2 separate regions of the Homo sapiens genome follow, and region 2 is linked to region 1. A link is a contact called in ENCODE Hi-C or POLR2A ChIA-PET data. All regions are on one chromosome and are shown on one strand. The core of a region is the stretch at or near the end of the contact, and the rest is flanking DNA. Distances in the headings are between cores, read along the strand shown.

Region 1 (3,270 bases), core at 216-2,715:
ACTCCAGTCTGGGCGACAAAGCAACACTTCGTCACAAAAAACAAACAAACAAAAAACAACTCTTGGTCTGTTTTCTCACCAATCACATACCCATAAATATCATGAGAACTTGGTATTGTGTGAAAATAATAAAGTGAAGCTTTCTGAAGAAAAATCAATTCAAAGATTTTTGACAATTAATGTCCCAAGATGAAAGGGGTACTTGGCAATTTGGGGTATCACTAAGCTGGCTGTACTCTAAAAGATCTCACCAAATGGCACTAGAGAAGCCAATTAGAAGTTAACATGGTCTTAGGCTGTACACAAACCACATTAATCTCTCAGACTTCCACTGCTAACTAACACCTTCTTGCTTTAGATATTTTAATACCATTTAATCAGTGGAAAATTTTGACATTATAGTATAGCCAGATTTTCCTTACTCTTCCTGATTCTTATCTAGAAGACAGTTTAGTTACTCATTGTAGCCAAAGGAGGTCTTGCCTTTCCCTTGGCTACAGGGAGTACAACTAAAACAAATATTTTAATACAGTAATATATTCAAGGTAGGTATGATTCTTACTTTCTTTTTGGTGAAAGGGCTCTCTGGCTTATCCAACAATCACAATGATTCAAATTCATCTTCATGACCCACTCTCAATCCAGCAGATTTCAAAAAATGTCTGTGGGGTATCTAATAACTGTAAGGTCCATAAGGGCAGGGTCCAGGTCAGCTTTGGACACTATAGTATTTCCAGTGGTTAGCTTGCCTGGCACACAGTAAGTGCTCAAAAAATACAACTTTAATATGCTGGCGAAACTCTTGCAGCAACTACTAGTTCAACCACTAGGTATGTGAGCTTGGCAAGTTACTAAGTATCTCTGATATAGTTTATTTACCTAGAAAAGTGAATAATAAAATTCATACAATTAGTACTAAGATTAAATAAGATCAAGTACATAAACACACTACGGTAGTATCAAAAACACTATGTTACTCTTTAATGTAAACCTGTATTTTTAAGGCCTATTAAAATATAGCTGAATTTTAAAATATGACATTATAGTCATATTGATATGGTTCAAATTAACTTTACAACCACGTTTTTATGAAACAACAAAGGGCCAAAAAAGCTAGGAGCAAAAATATTAAAATACAGAGACAAAGACAGCTAAAACAAACAAACAAAACCCTCATAAATAAGGCAATGTTTTGAAAGAAAATAACTTCCTTATATATTTGTGGCTTAAAACAACTAATACTTTCCAAGTGACAAAGCTGGCACAAACATAGCAACAGGGAGATTTAGTTTTCCTAAAATTATTCTCCAGCTCTGTCAAAAAAAAAAAAAAAAAAAAATCTTTACTTCTTAGAGGCACGTACTCTAAGATGAAATTGTCTTGGTGGTACAAAAGAGCCCATTAAAATGTGCTTTAGTTTTCTTCCCACTCCATGCCCCCACTCCCCCTGGCTGTACTGTTTTCTTTAAAAACTAAGTCCTACAGCGCCATCTACTGTGTCTGTTCAGATCACATCATTTTTGCTGGTTTTATCCCAGAGTGCTGAAGAAATGAGAAATGTAGCAAATTCAGAATCCGTCACTTTATACAATATACTTAGATGTAAATACCTACACTATCTATATCTATACCTATATCTATATCTATATCTCCACCCACATGCTAGTATCTGAGCAACAATTTTACCCGCTTTCTTTCCACTTTCTTCTTAAGTAGGCCCTAACTCATTATAACCCACGTGTCACAATAGGAACCAAAATGTTTACCTCTATACATTAGAGGGGAGAAGTACAGTCATAATAATAACAAACTTTTATTGAGGGCTTACCATATGTCAAATAGTGTTCTGAGTACTTAATCAATATGCCACCATGCAAATAAAAGCAAGCATCTTGAGGAAAAGAGCTATGATTCACTGTTCTTTTAAAATAAATGAATGTCAACTCCAGAGCCAACCGTTAAAAATAACTTAATTAAATAAATGGATGGATGGATGGAGGGATGGGTGGAATAATAGATAGATGGATGGATATAGATGGCCAGCCCACAGCTCCTGTGATAGTGCCTATCGTATTTTTTATCCCACAGGGTCTTTTTCTTTACAAAAATGTAGGCTTTAGTCAGAAAAATTCAACACATTAGGGAAATCTCCAGTTAATTCAAAACCTCCTTCTTCCTCCCTAAGTGTATATTTAGGGAGCATAAAGAAAACATTTTAAAAAGGTCACTTATAAACATGGTTTGTCTCCAATATAATAAAATGTGTATTAGTACAAGCCCTGTAACTTACATATCTAAATAAGTGATGTTTGTGAAATCTATCAACCAAGAACTTAATCTAACACTATTAGTACACAAACATTTTTGCAATTTCTCATTGGTAATGTCCTTTAGAATCACTTTTGAAAGCAATAAAAGAAAATAAGTTTTACTACTTTATATTTCATTTAATATATTTAATATATTTAAATCTATTACTTAGTTTGACCACCCATCTTATTTATCACACTTGGCTTTAAGTGACAGTTGACTGTTTCAAAATTCAAAACAGCCTGCAAAATAAAGACCTGCCACCACAGAAAACTGACAAAAGAACGTACCAAGAAAGGAGCATGCATAAAATGGGTATATAATCTTCTATGACCATTTCGAGAGAAACAACACCTATTTAGATATACTACTGCTGACATTTAAAAAGAAATTCAGACATCATATTTTTAAGTCACTGAACTTTATAATTGCAACTATTCCCATAATAGTTTTCATTTGCTATATGTATAAATGTTCTTTGTCTTAAGTCTTCCTTTCATGAAACTATAGACTCCGTAATCTTCCTTTTGGAAGATTTGGCAGGCTTTGTAACTTCAACGTATTGACGTTACTCCTGCTACTTCACGTAAACCTTCACTTTAAGTTCAGTGTGTCTGCCACCATATTTCTCAATTCTTCTACTATTCCAAATACTCTGAAGAAGCTTCCCAGAAATCCTTGTTTGGATCAGCAAAAACAATTTGGTGTCATCAGCAGATTTCACCATTTCCTTCTGGAGTCATTAAAACACTAAACAAGCATGATCTTGGTATCAATCCTTAGGGTTCCTATCATTAACCTCTCTCTAGCTGAAGTCAAGCTATTCTCTGCTACATTGTGATTTCCATAATAGGACTAGGATATGTTTATTTGTTAGAAGTTTAAACATTGATGGATTTTTTTAATGAAAGTTGCAAAATGCATTACGAAAGTAAAGAGGAAAAAATCTCAAAAGGAAAG
Region 2 (3,605 bases), core at 60-2,559, 240 kb before region 1:
CCTAACACAAGATGAGAACAAATTAAGTCAGTCAAAATCCCCCAAATAAGAAGTTAACCAAACTAAAATCAAAATCATAAACCAACATCATAAGTTGGAACAAGTGTCAACCAAGGAAAGAAAAGGAATACAGGTCCAGTAATCAACCTGAAGTTATACATCTAAAAAGTGGTGTGGCCAGATTAAGCCCCTAATCTAGGTGGCTCAAAGCTTATGTTCTTTTCCATGTCTTACCTCTCTAGGTGTAGTCACAGAGAGTCTATGCGCCTTAAATCGCTAAGAAACTAGGCATGTTTGCAAATGCCTTAACATTTTCCCCGGAAGGTGAAACCTAAAAAAGTGGTTAGCAAACGTATCTCAGAATTTGTTTCTGCAGTACATGTCTCTTTCAGTTTCTACAATGTGGTGAGGAAATTAAACATCTCTCTGGCTCTCCTTTACCACATGAACACCCATGTGTATGTGGATGCATGCACACACACACACACGTGTATGCATGTGCAAACACATACAATTTAACCATCTTCACTTCAGATGGTCTGACCTTCAAGTCAGGTTACCCATAATCAGAAACTGGAATATATAAAAAGGACATATGAAAAAGAATTTAAATTGAATTGAATATTAAAAGTTACAGAACTCACATATTCTCTGTTCAAGCAAATCCTGCTGCCCTTAACTGTGCAAACACATTTGTCTATAATATGTAAAATCATTACATTTGGAGATAAAGTTAAAACCAACATGTTGATCCAAACTAGTGGGAAACAAACTGAAATGCTTACAGCAGTCAAAATTGGAAAAAGTAAATCACAGAGTTACTCAGTACACTGCATAGCTGTTAATTTAGCTTTGGAAAACTCTCTCTTAAAGGAGAACTTCTAAATTGAAGCACAAGATGGCTTGAATAGAGGCAGTGGTTTGTAAGGGAGGAGGAGATTCCACAGAGTACTGAGACCACACATTAGACACCAAGGCTTCTCAAGCACCTCTTCACCTAACCCACTGTATTCTCATGGCAAAACACCTCATGATGCTCTAGGGCATGGAAACCATAATCTATATAATGCATACATCATTATATTCTTTAGGTGGCAATGGATCTAAATGAAAAATATACATAAATGTACTGTCTTAAAGCCAGTTGAAATTATTAGGCATATAAGATTGGAAAACAGGATGCCTGACTTTTACTCAGAGTTTTTCCAGTGACTCACCGTGTAATTCTGAGGACATAACCCTTTGATCCTTAGCCTACAACCCAGAGAATTTTAAATTGTGCTCCTCCAAACCCCCACCTTTGGAGGCACCCTCTCCAGCTTCTTTTGCCCTCAGATGAAAGGATCTGTAGACATGGAAAATGGTTGTTTGGTGATTTCCCGTAACTTCCTTTCTAGTATTTCAGTCATTCTCCTTTTACATCTGAGGGACACTGCAGAGAAATCACTGCTTTGCATAATCAAAGCCACAGGCTTAAAATTTCACTACTGGAGGGGGCAGGCTGAGAAGGAACAAGTCCGGCTTTAACACCACAAATATCTCCAATTACCAAATGTGGGCAGAAAAATGACAAAAAATCAAGGACAGATAGAAAGGTCCTTGGTATTCTTCAAAGCTTCCCTTTGGGATGAAAGTTCCTTGAGGCTTCCAAGGCAGAAAGCCTGGGCAGTCTGCACACCTGGGGTGCATTAGTGAGCCCTGGACTCGAGGTGAAACAGGCTGAATTTCATCTAGATGCTTCCCACAATCCGCTCTCATAAAACTCAGAGTAATTTACCAGCTTAGGAACATGGCAAGGTATTCATGGAGCACTAAATCTGGGGATTACCTTCCAGAGTCACTGGATAAATCCCACTGCTCATCTTTGTAAATACACCTTCATCTTGATTACCTTTATCTCAAGGGGAGTTTCATTTTGTTTGCTGTGGCACACGGTCAAGACTAAAACCCACCTTCAAATCAAATCATTCTCACACCTCTCCTGAGAAGTCTTTCAAAGAGCATCCAAACATTGATGTAACTAATGGGTGAGTTTTAGCATTAGGCTATGTGCCCTTCTAAATACAAAACACCAATGCCTCTGCTGTTGCTTCCCTTCCCTCACCTGCTATGTGGAGGTGATGATAACTTGTCTTGCCAGTTCCCCCAATCTGTATGAAAAGGAAGTCTCACTGTAGTTACCTGGCAGGCTCTAACCTTGCCACAGCAGCCAGTATGGTTGTTCCTGCCCAGAAAAGCCCTTGGTCTCACATTTCCCTAACTCTGTCCTGTACATCTTGAAGTATAACTCAGCACAGAGCTCACCCAGTCACCCTAATCAGTGCATTCTATACATCTGCTCGCCGTCTTTCTCCATTCCCAGCTACTTAGAGAAGCAGATCATAAGGCAGTAGTTTTGCATTCTGGCTCTGCAATTTGCTACCTGTGAGACCTTGGCAAAGTTACTTAGCCTCTTTTTGCCTGGGTTTCCATATTTGTAAAGTGGCGATAATGACGACAGCTGCTCATAAAGTTGTAAGTATTAAATATATAACCTTATCGTGCCTGAAATGTAGTAAAGCACTCAACAGCATGACGATAATCATGATGATACTTTTTCATTATCAAAGTCAACTACTTTTCTTAAAAAGAGTACTCCTCTACCCCGGCCCTCTCTAACATTTACAATCCCCTCATCTAACAGTGGGCAGAGTGGCCTCCTACTCCCAAACCACAACTAGCTAGAACAAACTGAGCCATTAGTAAGCAGGCTGTAGGATAAACACGTTTGGGCAAAATAATAGATGAAGGCAAAGTAAAGATGAATGTTAGCGCTCCCCAAACCATCTGTGCTCCATCAAACTAGACATTCTAAACACGTAGGCTATGGTTCAGAATCCATTCAAAGTTGGGGTATTTTAAGGTGACAGGTGGCAAAACTTTAACCATTAGGGTGACTTATGGAACTAGGCAATGCTGTAGCCTATACATGTTATTCAGGACTGAGGAATTGTCGGTGCCATAGGCCAAGCTCTAGTCTCAGAATGCAAGGGGGGAATAAAGGGTGGAATACAGGGCACCCTCTCCCCCCATACACAAATATACATTCTACCATCTGTTTCTACCATCTGTGCAAGACCCAACTGTCTTGAAGTCAGACCTCAACTGGCTGGTGTCCTAGTGTTTGGGACTCCTTATAAGCCATTCACATCTCCCATGTGATGTAAGGCATACCACTCCTATGGTGTGATGCCCTGAAAGATGTAACATCTGTTTACCCATGTCATAGCCTAGCATTCTAATGCATGCTTTCTATGGTAGTCTTACTCCTAAAAGTTACAATAACAACATAGAAGAGCATTTTTCAACTTGTATCCCTCTCTGTATTATGTTATTACTAGAGATGTTCTTTGAAAAAAATTCCATATGACATATAAATATTATCAATTTCTATGTGTATTATGACATAAGAAAGGCTGTGAAGCACTGTTCTAGACTAAGATCAGAAAGAAACCTTCAATTCATAAGTTCCAAACATTTACGGAGTACCTACTAAGTACAAGTCATGTTACACTACATACTTTTAATATTCTGTATTTAGATTTTCTATCTGTAGCTCCGAAATA

The links. Hi-C counts contacts between places; a loop is a spot of excess contacts on that map. ChIA-PET counts read pairs that join two places held with the same protein, here RNA polymerase II (POLR2A). Pooled maps may share reads with other maps.
Region 2: a pooled map shows a loop between it and region 1 (6-fold over the local background). The contact joins two enhancer-like sites. A Hi-C loop is called at or near these places in 2 of 168 maps with a recorded cell type or tissue (Calu3 and sigmoid colon), 2 of 37 single-sample maps with no recorded cell type and 8 of 50 pooled maps. POLR2A ChIA-PET finds 5 or more read pairs at or near these places in 7 of 52 experiments (A549, GM12878, H1 and 4 more).

The regions. Positions count from the first base shown.
Region 1 is chr14:67,942,271-67,945,540 of GRCh38, reverse strand. All of the region lies in intron 7 of RAD51B (RAD51 paralog B), which reads right to left. Among named protein-coding and RNA genes, the nearest start is that of RAD51B, 120 kb to the right of the region's middle. Within about 2 kb of position 1,465, at least 5 of the 41 ENCODE cell types and tissues checked have a DNase peak (open chromatin) inside an H3K27ac peak, as active enhancers do.
Region 2 is chr14:68,179,460-68,183,064 of GRCh38, reverse strand. The region is part of intron 7 of RAD51B (RAD51 paralog B); the gene reads right to left. Among named protein-coding and RNA genes, the nearest start is that of RAD51B, 360 kb to the right of the region's middle. Within about 2 kb of position 1,309, at least 4 of the 41 ENCODE cell types and tissues checked have a DNase peak (open chromatin) inside an H3K27ac peak, as active enhancers do.